Linked DNA regions of Mus musculus: region 1 is linked to region 2. Evidence: chromatin loops called from intact Hi-C (ENCODE). Cell type or tissue: heart. All regions are shown on one strand.

Region 1 (8,000 bases), 99 kb after region 2:
CTTGTATTAATTTAAGAGTTCTATAAAATCCTTATCAGGAATTGTGAAATTATCAATTGATCTATACAGCATTATTGCATGAGAGTACATCTTCATGTTGCTCAGCTGAAAATTTACCCAATAGGGTGGGCTGATGCCCAGGAATCATGAGGCTGTGTAATAGTGACAGGAAAGGCATATCAGCAGCAAGAAGCAATCCTGCTATGAAGTCACTGGTCATCTCACATCTCAGAGCTCACCCATTGTAAGCTGTGCAAAAACGTTGGGCCATCTCCAGAAAACTCATTTGCATGCCTTAGTCTTTCCTAGGTACCTTCTGACATCAATGTAATGAAAATTTTTAAAGAAGGCCTAAGCCTAAGGGCTGGAAAGACAGAGAACTCAGTAGGTAATGTGACTTTCCCTGTCCTCAGACACCATCGGATGATATGGTCAATGAGGGCAAAGGGAGCAGAGATGACAAACTGGGGTGGAGGGAGGGGCTGGGGATTGGAAGCCATGAGAATGATCACACCAGGACCAGCTGCAGAGAGACAGATGCACCTTACTTGAGGTGCTATAAGGCTGATATAATTTGTGAAACTGGGGGTAGGAACATTCAAGACGGGCAAAGGTCATTGGCTGAAGGATGAGAGTACCAAAATGCCTCATTAGCATGGGGAGACATTGCTCGAATCTCAGGTGCTAGCTGAATGAATGTGATCTTCCTTAGGGAGAGGCATCTGTGAGGGTTTTGAATTCCCCAGACAAGGTCAGAGAAGGAGACGCCCTGCCAATGAAGGGAGTCCTCCATATTGCACGGAACTCAGAGGCTATCCAGTCAATGGCAGACCTTGACCTTAATTAGCAGAGTTTTCCCACAGATAACAGCACTTACTGCTCTAGTGGGGAACCTGGACTCAATTTCTAGTACCCATATCGCAGTTCATAACTGTCTGTAACTCAAGTTCCAGGTATCTAATGCCCTATTCTGAACTCTCAGGACACCAGGCATGCACATGGTACATAGATATGCAGATGGGGTAAATAGTCACAGACATAATATTAAATAAGTAAATCTTTCTAAAAAAAATGGCCTACATTGGGCTGGAGAGAGAGCTTCGCAGTTAGAATACTTGAGACTTGATCAGAAACCTTTGTCTTGGCTTCATCTTTCTCTCCCCCTATCTACCCTCCTTCCCTGACTCTAGATGCACATTAGCATTACTTTAGTTTGCAGGGTGTAAACTTGACATAGGTCATCTGAGAGATGGGAACCTCAACTGAGAAAAGACCTTCAGAAGATCAGGCCGTGGAAAGCCTGTAGGGCATTTGGCGATTGATGTGGGAACCCTAGCTCATTGTGGGTGGTGCCACCCCTGAATTTATGGTCGTTGATTCTACAAGAAAGCAGGCTGCACAAGCCATGGGTAGCAAGCCAGTAAGCAGAACCCCTCCACGGCCTCTGTATCAGCTCTGTCTCCAGGTTCGGGCCCTGCTTGAATTACTGCCCCTGACTTCCTTCACTGATGGACTATGATGTGGAAGTGTAAGCCAAATAAACCCTTTCCTTTCCAGCATGTTTTTGCTCATGGTGTTTCATCACATCAGTAAACCTAACCAAGACAGGGGATTTTATTTGTTTGTTTCATTTTTCATCTTAAGGCCAAGTCTCATTATATAGGGTTGTTTCAAACTCATTATGCAGCCTAGGCTAACCTCAGACTCTCAGCAGTTCTCCTGACTTAGCTTCCAGGTACTGGGCTTTTAGGTTTGAGCAACCATGCCCGGCTGATGTAAGAGCACCAACTGCCCTTCCAGAGGTCCTGAGTTCAAATCCCAGCAACCACATGGTGGCTTACAACCACCTGTAATGAGATCTGACTCCCTCTTCTAGTGTGTCTGAAGACAGCTACAGTATACTTATGTATGTATAATAATAAATAAACCTTTGGGCTGGAGCAAGTAGGGTTGACTGGAGCAAGCAGAGGTCCTAAAAATCCAATTCCCGGCAACCACATGAAGGCTCACAACCATCTGTACAGCTACAGTGTACTCATATACATAAAATTAAATTTAAAAATCTTTTTCTTTTCTTTTTTTTTTTTTTTTTGGTTTTCTGAGACAGGGCTTCTCTGTGTAGCCCTGGCTGACCTGGAACTCACTCTCTAGACCTGGCTGAGCTCGAACTCAGAAATCTGCCTGCCTCTGCCTCCCAAGTGCTGGGATTAAGGTGTGTGCCACCATTGCCCAGCAATAAATCTTTTAAAAATGCCTAGGCCAATAGTGTGGCTTATTCTTCAACTAGCTCATAATTCAATTACCAGTTTATTCTATTCTAAGTGTGCCATATGTCTTATTACCTCTATTCAGAGTTCATGCAACTGTCTTCCTCAAAGTTCTGAGACAAATACCTTGATTTTATTTTTCAGAATTTTCTCTTTCTCCCAGATGTCTCACCTTCTACTTCTTGCTATGGCTCATTTGGGCATAGGTTTCTTTATTGACAGGTAACTGCTTTATACAGTGTATAAGAGATTCTCTTTATACTATGGCTGTTTAAAGCTGATTTTCTTTAGGGATTTGAAGAGAGCCCTGTGTGGCTCCAACTCACTAAACCCCAGGACTCCCTTACCTGGATCTGCAGTGTTGTCGCACAGACTTCCTACCTCAGATTATGCTAATGCTACAATTGTCAGATATGCACACTATAATGAACCATCAACAGAGTTCACACATGCACAGGCAACAGATTTCTTTCTTTCTTTCTTTCTTTCTTTCTTTCTTTCTTTCTTTCTTTCTTTCTTTCTTTCTTTCTTCCTTCCTTCCTTCCTTCCTTCCTTCCTTCCTTTCTTTCTTTCTTTCTTTCATTTTTTTTTACAATTTAAAAAAAAATTTTTTTATTATACATAAGTACACTGTAGCTGTCTTCAGACACACCAGAAGAGCGCGTCAGATCTCATTATGGGTAGTTGTGAGCCACCATGTAGTTGCTGAGAATTGAACTCAGGACCTTTGGAAGAGCAGTCAGTGCTCTTACCTGCTGAGCCATCTCGCCAGCCCCCAGAAAACAGATTACTCTTTTTTGTTTTGTTTTTTGTTTTTTGTTTTTTCGAGACAGGGATTCTCTGTGTAGCCCTGGCTGTCCTGGAACTCACTCTGTAGACCAGGCTGGCCTCAAACTCAGAAATCTGCCTGCCTCTGCCTCGTGAGTGCTGGGATTAAAGGTGTGTGCCACCACGCCCAGCTGACAACAGATTTCTTGATCCTCTCATCTCTGTCACCTTTTTTCACAGTTCAGACACCCTGATTTGTTCATCCCATAACTCTTCTAAGTCTATGGGCTGAAGAGATGGCTCAGTGATTAAGAGCACAGGCTGTTCTTCCAGAGGACCCAGGTTTAATTTTCAGCATCCACATGGTGGGTCACAACTGTTTGTAACTCCAATTCTGGGAGACCTGATGCCCTCTTCCAGCCAAAGGGAGTGCTCAATTTGTAGGTATGTGACTTCATGATGAATTCATGTGGTGATGGATATTGAGCCCCAGTTGACAACATGCCATTTGATCAGAGTTACACAGTGCATACTAAGCATGTTTTTTTTCTTTTGGGAGGTAGGGGTGGGGAGCTAGCCAGGGTCTCCTAGAGCCCAGGCTAGTTTCAAACTCCCTATGAAGCTGAGCATGGCCTTGAATTTCTGATCCTCGTTTCCAAGTCCTTCCTAATTCTGGGATTACAGACAAGCAGTACACTCATTCCTTTTGGTTTTGGTTTCATATAGGCCAGCTGGCAGGGAGTTCATTGTGTTTCTGAGGATGCTCTGGAATACCTGACCTTTCTGCCTCCATTTCATCCCCTTGTAGCTACTGATCACCATTAAAAAACATTAGAACTGTTTTAAACTTAGGCTCCATCAATCCATGTGCCATTCAGAAAAAAAAAAATGTAAAATATAGTAAAATGTAACATTGAAAGCCTAGATAGTTCCCTTTTCATTCTTCATGGCTTATGAAAGAATGAAGAGAGGGACCTGAGTTATGACTGACACTGTGAAACTCTGATCAAATGGCATAACTTCTCCAGTCTTGAATTTGTTCATCCTTAGAATGAATCTAGTTGTTTTACACTAGTTTTACAGACAAAAAGCCCTCCAATCTACTGGGTTAAATGCAGCTTTGGGGATCTCTCTCCCCCTACTGGCGCTTTCCCAAATTACACCTACCTTTCTAACCTTAAAATCAGTTTTAGTGTCTGTTTTATTTACCCAAGTTTCCTTGTTACAGACCATCCATCCATCCATCTCCCCCTTTTTTTTTTTTTAGAAAATACAGGTTTTTCTTTTATCAAATACAAAAACTAAAGCCTTTACTTAAAGTTTATATCAAGCCTTTGTTGTTCAAACCTTAATTTCTTTCCGTGTTGTGCTATGATTGCTAAATGTCTTCCTCTATTGTGCATTTCAGGTGTCTGTATGGGGTGGGATGTATGTGTGCACGTGCGCGCGTGTGTTGCCATGCTGTGAATGTTTTATGGTGGCTAGGGGATAGCCTTCAGAAGTTGAATGTCTTCATCTATTGTGCTTTCCAGGGATCAAACTCATGTCATCAAGCTTGAGGCGAGTGCTTTTACCCACTGAACTATCTTGGCCCCTCCCTTTATATACTCTAAGGCTATTTTAAGTAGGTGTATACAAGGTGTGATGGTTTGTGTAAGAATGGCCCTAATAGATAGGCTCATATTTGAGTATTTATTCCCCAGTAGGTACAACTGTTTGGGAAGGATTAGGAGGTGTGGCCTTGTCAGAAGTGTGAAACTAATGGCGGACTTTGAGGTTTCAAAAGCCCATTCATTCCCAGTTAGTTCTGTCATGCTTGTGGATCAGTGTATAAGCCTTAGCTACTGCTCTTAATGTCATGCTTGCTTGCTGCCATGCTCTCTGCCATGATGGGTGTGGCCTCAAACTAAAAATGTAAGCCCCCAAATAAACTCTTCTGTTAATTTCAAGTTGTCTTGGTCATGCATGATGTCTTTATCACAGGAACAGAAAGTAAGTCACAAGGTTATTATTTCAACTTTGTAGTAAACTGTAATAAAATAAAATAAAATAAAATAAAATACCTCTATTCTAAATGTTTTTGTCTTAATCTGTTTTGTATTAGCATATCATCTTTTGGGGAGCAAAATTATGTCCAGTGTTATCTTCCTTTTTTCCTCCTCTGGGTTTTGCATCTTTATGATTAAGTATGTGTCTCTTCAACATCCCTTTCCAAAGTCAGTCGATTCCCCCATCCCTGCAACTAGGAACTAGGAATCTTTTGTTTGTTTTGTTTTTCGAGACAGGGTTTCTCTGTGTAGCCATGGCTGTCCTGGAACTCACTTTGTAGACCAGGCTGGCCTCGAACTCAGAAATCCACCTGCTTCTGCCTCCCGAGTGCTGGGATTAAAGGTTTGCGCCACCATGCCGGGCTAGGATTCTTTTTTTTTTTTATACTCCTTGATCATATGCTCTCATCTTTGAAGTACCCCATTGGTTCTTGGCAGAATACACTAAATGTAACATTGGGTGGTGGGGGAAACTAAGTCTTACTCTCAAGGTTCAAAGGCTGGGCTGTCCTAGATTATGTAGCCCAGAACTTGTCCTCCCTCCTGCCTTCCAAGTGATGGGTTTATAGGAGCATGCCACCATGCCAGCTTAATCCTAACACTTCTTGTGTATTAGTATTCTCTTACACTGTGTATCTTTAGTTGAGCATTGCTAAGACTTAACCCTAGTTATATGCCTGCCAGCAGGGCAAGGGGGCTCCTACTGTTTCAGGATATAGGGTAGTAATAGCAATCTCTAAGTGTGAGGTTTTAATAGGAAAGGTGGACTACTTTTTAATGTCTTTTTAAATAATTTTTTAAAATGTGCATTGGTGTTTAGCCTGCATGTATGTCTGCAGGGATATGGGACCCACTGGATCTGGACTCACAGACAGGTGTGAACTGCCATATCGGTGCTGGGAATTGGTCCCAGATTCTCTGGAAAAGCAGCCAGAGTCCTTAACCACTGAGCCACCTCTCCAGTTCCCAAGGATGAGTTACTTTTTAAAAAATTTATTATTATTATTATTATTATTATTATTATTATTATTATTATTATTATTATTATCTTTTTGGTTTTTCAAGACAGGGTTTCTCTGTGTAGTCCTGGCTGTCCTGGAATTCACTCTGTAGACCAGGCTGGCCTCGAACTCAGAAATTCGCCTGCCTCTGCCTTGCAAGTGCTGGGATTAAAGGCGTGTGCAACCACGCCCAGCTTTATTTTTAATTAGATATTTTCTTTACTTACATTTTAAATGTTATCCCCTTTCCTAATTTCCCCTCTGAAAATCCCCTAACCCTTCCCCTGTCCCCCTGCTCCCCAACCCACCCACTCCTGCTCCCTGGCCCTGGCATTCCCCTATACTGGGGCACTGAACCTTCACAGGACCAAAAGCATCTCCTCCCATTGATGACTGACTACATCATCCTCTGTTACATATACAGCTGGACCCATGAGTCCCACCATGTGTACTCTTTGGTTGGTGGTTTAGTCCCGGGGAGCTCTGGGGGCTGGTTAGTTCATATTGTTGTTTCTCCTAGGGGGCTGCAAACCCCTTCAGCTCCTTGGGTCCTTTCTCTAGCTCCTTCATTGGGGACCCTGTGCTCAGTCCAGTAGATGGCTGTGAGCATCCACTTCTGTATCTGTCAGGCACTGGCAGAGCCTCTCAGAAAAAGACAGCTATTATCATGCTCCTGTCAGCAAGCTCTTATAGGCATCGACAATAGTGTCTGGGTTTGGTGGTTGTTTATGGGATGGATCCTCAGGTGGGGTGGTCTCTGGATGGTCATTCCTTCAGTCTCTGCTCTGAACTTTGTCTCTGTAATTCCTTCCATGGGTATTTTGTTCCACCTTCTAAGAAGGATCAAAGTATCCACACTTAGGTCTTCCTTCTTGAGTTTCATGTGTTTTGCAAATTGTATCTTGGTTATTCTAAGTTTCTGGGCTAATATCCACTTATCAGTGAGTGCATATCATGTGTGTTCTTTTGTGATTGGGTTACCTCACTTAGGATGATATCCTCCAGACCCATCCATTTGTCTAAGAATTTATTCATTGTTTTTAATAGCTGCGTAGTACTCCATTGTGTAAATGTACCATTTTCTGTATCCATTCCTCTGGGTTCTTTCCAGCTCCTGGCTATTATAAATAAGGCTGAGATGAACATAGTGGAACATGTGTCCTTATTACAAGTTGGAGCTTCTTCTAAGTATATGTCCAGGGGTTGTATTGCTGGATCTTCCAGTAGTTAGTAGTATGTTCAATTTTCTGAGGAACCGCCAGACTGATTTCCAGAGTGGTTGTACCAGCTTGCGATCCCACCAGCAATGGAGGAGTGTTCCTCATTTACTGGTTTTAAAGGAGGCATGGGCTACTTTCCAAGATTAAGCAATCCAGGAGGATCAGCAGTTACCATCCTCAGGGGCATCCAAAATATCTCCATGTCTTACATTTCCCCATTGGCTTTAGGAATAGATATTCTGTGAAAGCTCAACTGAATGCCCTGTCAGTCCTCTCATTGTAGGAGGGAGGCTTCCTCCGAACTCCTTCCCCTTCCTTGAGGTCTAGCTTTCCTGTTGAAGTATCAGATGTATCCTGATCATAGACTGTCCTTCATCAGCAGTTCACCAACACAACCTTATGTGATCAGCCACCTCTGCTGTTCTGACACTGTCATCATCATGTCTTCCTAACACCCAAATTGCTGAATGTCCCCGAGAATCCTTGTGGAACTTTCCCCAGTTAGACTACCCGAGGAGTCTCCAAGAACACCCCTCAAGATGACCCATTTGCAGAAGAGCCACGGGTCTGCGTACAAGATCTGCCTTGGACCTATGATTTGTCCCAGTGCTGCTGAACAGGCTTGTACCATTCCACACGCAAAGCACTATTCACTGGGGGAAGCTTGCCTGAGCCTATGACCACAGATAGGCTTAA
Region 2 (8,000 bases):
AGGTGAATAGTGTTTCCCTTAGAGAAACTTAGTTGGGTTATAATACCTTAGATTTAAAAAACAAAGTCAAAATGAAACCAGATATGGTGGTGCATCTTTTAATTCCAGCACTTGGGAGGCAGAGACCGGCAGGTAGATCTCTGAATTTGAGATCAGCCTGATCAACAGAGTAAGTCCCAGGACAGCCAGGGCTACAGAGAGAAACTCTGTCTAGGAGAACAACAGCAAAAAGTCAAAAGTCTGGAGAGAAGGGGTGATGGTTAAGAGCACATGCTGCTCTTACAGAAGACCCCAATTCAGAGCACATGAGCACATGAGCTCAGCGGTTAAGAGCACTGACTGTTCTTCTGAAGGCCCTGAGTTCAAATCCCAGCAACCACATGGCAACTCACAGCTATTGGAACTCCAGTTCCAGAGGATCTGACCACTCTTATGGCCATCCTTAGGCATCAGGCTTGCACACACTGTACATACATGTATACATGAACACAAAAGGCTCATACACAGAAAATAAAAATAAATAATCCAAAATCTTTTTTTTTAATCTAGGGGAGGGCTAGAGAGATGGCTCAGCGGTTAAGAGCACTGGCTGTGCTTCCAAAGGTCCTGAGTTCAATTCCCAGCAACCACATGGCAGCTCACAAACATCTGTAATGGGATCTGATGCTCTCTTCTGGTGTCTGAAGACAGCTACAGTGTTTTCATATAAATAAAATAAATCTTTAAAAAAAGCGAGATGAAATCTTTTTTTAAGATGAATAGAAATTTAAGATTTATTTATTTTATTATATGTAAGTACACTATAGCTGTCTTCAGACGCTCCAGCAGAGGATGACAGATCTCATTATGGATGGTTGTGAACCACCATGTGGTTGCTGGGATTTGAACTCAGGGCCTTCAGAAGAACAGTCAGTCCTCTTAACCACTGAGCCACCTCTCCAGCCCACTAGGTGAAATCTTAAGATTAAAACAGGCACATTCGCTTGATGTAAGAATTTGTGGCTTGATATATTAGTTTAGCAATGCTTCTTTGTGTCATTATATAGGAAAATATAATAGTTTTTATACATTTACATTTGGTAGCCCATCCTGCTGAGCTAAGTCTGGGTCATTCCTCCCTGTCCTGGCATGGTCAATGTTGAGATCAGATTATGCACTTAATACTCAAAGTTATTTCTATTGTATGAAAGAGGTTTATTTGTTTATTTGTTTTTGTTTTCAGCTATGCATTGCCTTGTGAGGTTCCGTTAAAAATAAAAATGCATTCAGAAGGATTTATTTTCATTTTCTGGCATGAGTTTGCCTTTGTGCATCTTAATTGCTGGGACTGCAAACATGTGTCACCTCGCCTAGCTTTGCCTGCTTTTTCTCAGAGGCATATCATCACTCTATAGCCCAGGCTGTCAGTGAAGTCCTACCTCATCTCCTAGAATGTTGGAGTCCCAAGCCTGTATCCTACTTATGGCTACTGTTTTTTCTCTTAGCTTGTGGGAGTTGGCTCTCCTTCCATTATGTGGGTTCCAGTAGTTCAACTTTGGTCCTGCCGCATCTTTACCTACTGACCTTTGTGGGGGTTTTTTGTAGAGAAATCTTTCTTCATGTTTGAGAAAAGGATGGTATAATGGAAGACCGTGGGTCCTCCCCGCCTCCAGATTCTCAATCTTTTCCTGTATCTGGCTGAGGATTTCAATATAGAAAGATAAAACTATTCCTATCAAAGTATCGACTGAGATGAAAGAGGTCACCAGGGCTCCCATGACTCAATGGATTCCTCAGTGGTCAACAATGCTCCTGGTCATCTTTGCTTGTCGTCGTTCATGGCTCTCAGAGCTAAACTTGCTAGAGGCAGCCAGGAGTTGTCCAAATTCACTTTCTTAGAAATGAACTTAAGAGAAGGACATTGGACAGAGGGACGGCTCAGCTGTCAAGCAAGACTAACCCGAGTTCAAGCCTAGGGTCCTGCAAAGTGGAAAGACAGAAGGAACTCTTACAAACATCCCTCTCTTCCACTCTCTTCCACGTGTGTGGACCCACACAGACACACACAACAGATAAAAATGTGATTTAAAAATTTTAATTAAAAGTCTGTTTTGGACTCCTCCATTGTTGGTGGGATTGCAAGCTTGTAACAATCACTCTGGAAATCAGTCTGGTGGTTCCTTAGAAAATTGGACATAGTACTACCAGAGGATCCTGCAATACCTCTCCTGGGCATATATCCAGAAAATGTTCCAACCGGTAAGAAAGACACATGATCCACTATGTTCATAGCAGCCTTATTTATAATAGCCAGAAGCTGGAAAGAACCCAGATGCCCCTCAACAGAGGAATGGATACAGAAAATGTGGTACATTTACACAATGGAGTACTACTCAGCTATTAAAAAGAATGAATTTATGAAATTCCTAGGCAAATGGTTGGACCTGGAGGGCATCATCCTGAGTGAGGTAACCTAATCACAAAAGAACTCAAATGATATGTTCTCACTGATAAGTGGATATTAGCCCAGAAACTTAGAATATCCAAGATATAAGATACAATTTTTGAAATACATGAAACTCAAGAAGGAAGACCAAAGTGTGGACACTTTGCCCCTTCTTAGAATTTGAAACAATCACCCATCGAAGGAGTTACAGAGACAAAGTTTGGAGCTGAGACAAAAGGATGGACCATCTAGAGACTGCCATATCCAGGAATCCATCCCATAATCAGCCTCCAACATTGACACCATTGCATACACTAGCAAGATTTTGCTGAAAGGACCCAGATATGGCTGTCTCTTGTGAGACTATGCCGGGGCCTAGCAAACACAGGAGTGGATGCTCACAGTCAGCTATGGATCACAGGGCCCCCAATGGAGGAGCTAGAGAATACCCAAGGAGCTAAAGGGAACTGCAACCCTATAGGTGGAACAACAATATGAACTAACCAGTACCCCGGAGCTCTTGTCTCTAGCTGCATATGTATCAAAAGATAGCCTAGTCGGCCATCACTGGAAAGAGAGGCCCATTGGTCATGCAAACTTTATATGCCCTAGTACAGGGGAACGCCAGGGCCAAAAAGTGGGAGTAGGTGGGTAGGGGAGTGAGGGGGAGGGTATGGGGGACTTTTGGGATATTGGGATAGCATTGGAAATGTAAATGAGGAAAATACCTAGTAAAAATATTTAAAAAGATAAAAAATGAACAAAAAAGAAAAAAAAAAAACCGTCGGTTTTGGTAGCCAAATTAATCTTAGCACCTGGAAAACAGAGGCAGGTGGATATCTGTAAGTTCCAGGGCAGCCAGAGCTGCATAGTTAGGTTCTGTCCCAAATAAAAAAATAAAAAATAAAAAAAATATTTTTTGAAAGAAAAGAAGGTGAAGCTAGCAAATGTTTCCTTATTGAGGTAAATTTTTACGGTGTGTATGAAGATACTCAGTATTTTCATAAAAGTATATTTACTTTTGATTTGAAGATAAGCCTACTGTTTAAGTACATCCTTTACACTCCCGATCTTTATATACTGTCTTAGTCAGGGTTTCTATTCCTGCACAAACATCATGACCAAGAAGCAAGTTGGGGGAGGAAAGGGTTTATTCGGCTTACACTTCCATACTGCTGTTCATCACTGAAAGAAGTCAGGACTGGAACTCAAGCAGGTCAGGAAGCAGGAGCTGATGCAGAGGCCATGGAGGGATGTTCTTTGCTGGCTTGCTTGTTTCTCCTGGCTTGCTCAGCCTGCTTTCTTATGGAAGCCAAGACTACCAGCCCAGAGATGGTCCCACCCACAAGGGGCCTTTCCCCCTTGATCACTAATTGAGAAGATGCCTTCCAGTTGGATCTCATGGAGGCATTTCCTCAACTGAAGCTCCTTTCTCTGTGATAACTCCAGCTGTGTCAAGTTGACACAAAACCAGCCAGGACATATACATATTTATTTCCTCTCTATGACAACTGGGGAAGAGTTAACATGAAGGCAAGCGAATGTGTCCCAGTCAGAGACTGGCTCTACACTCAGATCTAAGAAAGGCTCAGTTGGAAAGCTGTAAGTCTTTCCTCTGAGGTTGCCATAAAGGAAGGTGCAAAGTCCACTGCCAAATCACACTTGGAATCTCAAAAGTTAAAGTGTAAACCAGGCAGGATATGAAGGCCTGCCTGTATTCCCCTATCTCAGAGGTGGGGGAAGAAGGTTCAGGAGTTCCAAGGTCAGCCTCCGGCTACTTAGCAAACTACTCAATACCAGCCAGGAAGACAAGAGAAGCCCTCAGAACACAGACGATAAACCTCAATCTCAAAACAACAAAACATTTTTAAGGCAAAAAGTTATCCTACCTGTCAGCTTAGGCTTGGAGTTGGAGAAAATTCCAAAGGTCACTTGGCCTTGGAGGGTCTGATCTTCCTCAGCTGCCGAGACCACCCCACCCCGACGCACTCTAGATGTAATAATTCCCAGAGGCCACGAGGTGGTGTGTGAGTTAGAGCTAAGGTTGTGGCCACGCAGAGGAAAGTCACGGGGGGGACCTAAAGGTGACAGTCCTTAAAACGAGTATTAACCGTTTCTCTGTTCAATTTGACGACCAGGACTCCAATTGAACGACCCAGTAATGGGCTCTAAACTCCTCCGCGGTCCATCGAACCTAATCTCAAGACTTTCCCACCACCTCAGAGAGCGCCTCAAACATTGCTCAGTCTGAAGTTTTCCAGACTGCTCTGGGGACTCTGCAGTTTACATATCTCTTACTGGTCCTACTCTGCACGTCTTTTCCCACATCTGGCCAGGCACCCACCTGTCTACTGAGCTTCAGCTCCAACTGGCCCCTTCCCGCCCTTTAATCCTCTGAACAACCTGGGCACGAACTCAGCTCTCTGTCTTTTACTCTCGCTTTGCTCCCAGCTGCCTTTTCACCATCCAATTAGATCTCTCCAAATGTGCTCCAAATATACTGTCCATGTTACAGACTGCAGTTTGTAGTGAGCGATTATTTCTAAGCTCTGCAAATGCCGAGTGAATTTAAGCACCCAGCCGCGTAGAAAGTTGAGTTAAACAACGGAATGAATGAAGAGAGAGAGAGAGAGAGATGGAGAGAGAGAGAGAATGAATGAATGAATGAATGAATGGACTTGAACTGCCATCATCCCATCAGATTTCAGATGCCTTGCATAGCCTTGGCAGACCAGCTCTAGGGTAGAGCTGACAAACTGCCAGAGGGGCGGAGTCTCGGTGAACCCCCGGGCTCTGGCGAGCCTGCGTGCCAGGTGAATTTTTGATTTTCATTTTCTAGTGAATCCGGGCAGGTGGCGCGGGGGCGGGGTGGGGTGAGGGGGAAACTGGGCGCCCCCCTTGGGAGACCGGTGGTGCGGCTGATCACCCCGGGGAGGGGGCGGGGCGGGGCGGGGCAGGGCGGGGAGGACACGCCCTCTCGCGGGCGCGGGCCGCCCAGAGGGATCTGTGCCGTGTGCCCGCGCCGCGCCGGGCCGGGCCGCGAAGGAGGCTGCCCTAGGCGGGCAGCGGCAGTGTAGAGCCGGGCCGGGAGGCCGATCCTGCGGGTCTGGAGTCCGGCGGGACCATGGGGACCGGGGCTGGTGGGCCGAGTGTCCTGGCGCTGCTGTTCGCCGTGTGTGCTCCGCTCCGGTTGCAGGCGGAGGAGCTGGGTGAGTGGGGGACTCGGGGCTCCGGGAGGGCTGTGTTGTGGGCCTCGGGGGAGCCTGGCGAGAGGCGGGCGGTCTCCGCCAGGCGGGGGATGGATTGAAGTCAGAGGGTGCATTTCGGATCGCGCCCCGATACTCTTTCCTTCCCCCCCATAAACGAGCCCGGCAGCTTGGCGCCTGTTCCCCGGCTGCCTTCGCGGTGTCCCCGCCCGGCCGGCCACTTAGTTCCCAGATTTCCCGACCCTTCCCGGCGGGTGCGAGTGGCCTGGCCCCGGGTGCTCGCCCGGCGTTGCCCCGCCAGCTCCTAGTCTCTGCCTGCAAGAGGGGGTTCTTCTGCGAGGCTGCCCCGGAGCCGACTGCAAACAGGGCCCCCGTTGCCTCACGCGTGTCCGGTGGTGATCGGAGTTGGAACCTTGCGACTCTGGTCCCTCAAGGGTATTTGAGCGAGTCGACTGCGGCCCAGGCTGCTTTTCCTCGGTAGCTGATCTTTGGCTTCCAGCGCCACCGAATTTTCTCTCAGACCACCAGATTAAGGCAGGAAACTGGTTTCCCAGCCCTACATGGCCCTACTCCATTAATCTGCTTTAATTAGTTCTCCTTGGATAGGACGAGCCACCTTTCTGTGGGTTCTCCCCCCCACCCCCCACCCTTTTCGGGTTTTGTTCCTCTCCTCCTGCCTTTGCTCCTCTGTAACTGGGGTTAATTAATGGCAGTGAGTTTATGCAGAATACTTGAATACCGCCCCCGCCCCCGCTATGCTTTCTGGGGGAACAGAAATCGAAGCTAAACTCATCGCTGGATTTTTTTTTTTTCATTGAACAATGTATTCGTTCACCCAAACATTCAGCAAGTTGATAGCATTAAAAAAAAGTGAAGTTATTTTGTTTAGAGTTACGGTAACACAGTCTAACGTGTGTTAGAATTGCACTGTGTAAGGTTTTATGAATGCTTTATAAACATGCTGTTTTGTTTGAGTTTTGGCGGCGCTCGGGAACTTGTGCAAGGCAAGCCTTTCAACAACCAAACTATATTCCAGTCATTGGATGTCTTAATAACTGAAGACACTTTCTCAAGTCGATATTTGAAACTGTAACATTCTACATTTATTTGGTGTGGGTTTTAAAGAAAATTTAGTTTTAGTGATGTGTATTTGTGTGTGGGTTGAGATGTACACGTTGAGTGCAGATACCCACCGAGACCATAAGCAACTAGTCTCTTGGACCTGCAGCTACAGGCAGAAGTGAGCCTGAAAGAACAGTATGTGCTTTTAACCTCTGAGACATCCTTGCAACCCCATTTTACATATTTTTATTGAATTTCTTGTTATTATTAATATTTGCGGTTTGAGACACCACTCTTGAATTCATAGCAAACCTCTTCATGCTTCCCAAGTGCTGGGAGTGCCACTGTATCCAGCTCAGTTGGTTGTTTTGTTTCTGGCTTCTGCCTATTCTTAAAGGTTTTTTTTTTTTTTTTTACTTTGTTTTAGATTATGTTTTGGAATGTGGGTATGGGCATGTGAGTGCCCAGAAGCCCCCTGTGACTAGAATCAGTTGTGACCACCTGCTTTGGATGCTCAGAACTGAACTCCGGTCCTCTGCAGGAGCTATAGCGTCTCTTAACTGCCACAGCTCATTATTATTTTTTTTTCCTTTCTATATTCCTTCCTTGCTTTTTGTTTATTTGTTTGAGACAGGATCTTTTGCAGACTTCCTGCTTCAAACTCTCTGTTTAGCCTGGATGCCTGATGCTCTTTCCTCAGCCTCTGAAGATGGTATTGTAGTGGTGGAAAGGCGCTTGGCTTTGTAGTCTGTGAGTCCGCCTCACAGCAGGTCCACCACGTGAAAAGGCTAGCCTGGGCTAAGGGAGGACTTCAGAAGATGGTTGTTTAGATTCTTAGCCAGCTTCAGATTTTAGACCTTGTTGCCTTTGACTGATGGACGGTGCTGCCATTAGGTTTAGCGTGGAACATCCTATGTATTGGGGACTTTAAAATAAATGAGCACTCACTCACCACTAGCTGAGGCACTTTGGAAACAGAGGCAGGAGGATTGCCTCCAATTTAAGGCTAGTCTGGATTACATAAACAAGTATGGGAATTCACACACCCAAGGTAAAACTTAAGTTTGGGATATTTACCGAAAGAGTATTGTTAGGCTGATTTTCTTTAAACTCTCATTTTTTTATTGTCTGTGTACTGTGTGCATATGTGTGGAGATAAGAGGACAACTTGCAGGAATCCTTCCACCAAGTGGACTCTAGGGATCAAACTCAGGTCCACAAACCCCTCTGGCAGCAAACCCCTTTACATCTTATCTGCCCTGTTTTTTGTTTTTGAGGCAAGGTCTCACTCACTCTGTGCCCAGAAT

The links. Peaks named below come from ENCODE experiments on the same cell type or tissue, not always from the same donor. Only the 100,000 strongest peaks of a DNase experiment are listed, where the experiment ranks them.
Region 1: it touches region 2 in a loop (7-fold over the local background); 24 of 42 quality-filtered maps call a loop at or near these places.

Annotation. Positions count from the first base shown.
Region 1 is chr10:52,327,051-52,335,050 of GRCm38, forward strand. No RefSeq gene overlaps it. Among named protein-coding and RNA genes, the nearest start is that of Gopc, 51 kb to the right of the region's middle. In heart, a CTCF peak has its summit at 4,174 (motif pointing left); no DNase peak of the experiment used is centred here.
Region 2 is chr10:52,228,202-52,236,201 of GRCm38, forward strand. It overlaps Dcbld1 (discoidin, CUB and LCCL domain containing 1), which reads left to right and starts at 5,418. Exons shown (of 11, transcript NM_025705.4): 1 at 5,418-5,634. The coding sequence starts at 5,550. In heart, CTCF peaks have their summits at 4,443 and 5,498; DNase peaks (open chromatin) are centred at 4,470, 5,320 and 5,950; H3K4me3 peaks cover 2,700 bases; H3K27ac peaks cover 1,388 bases.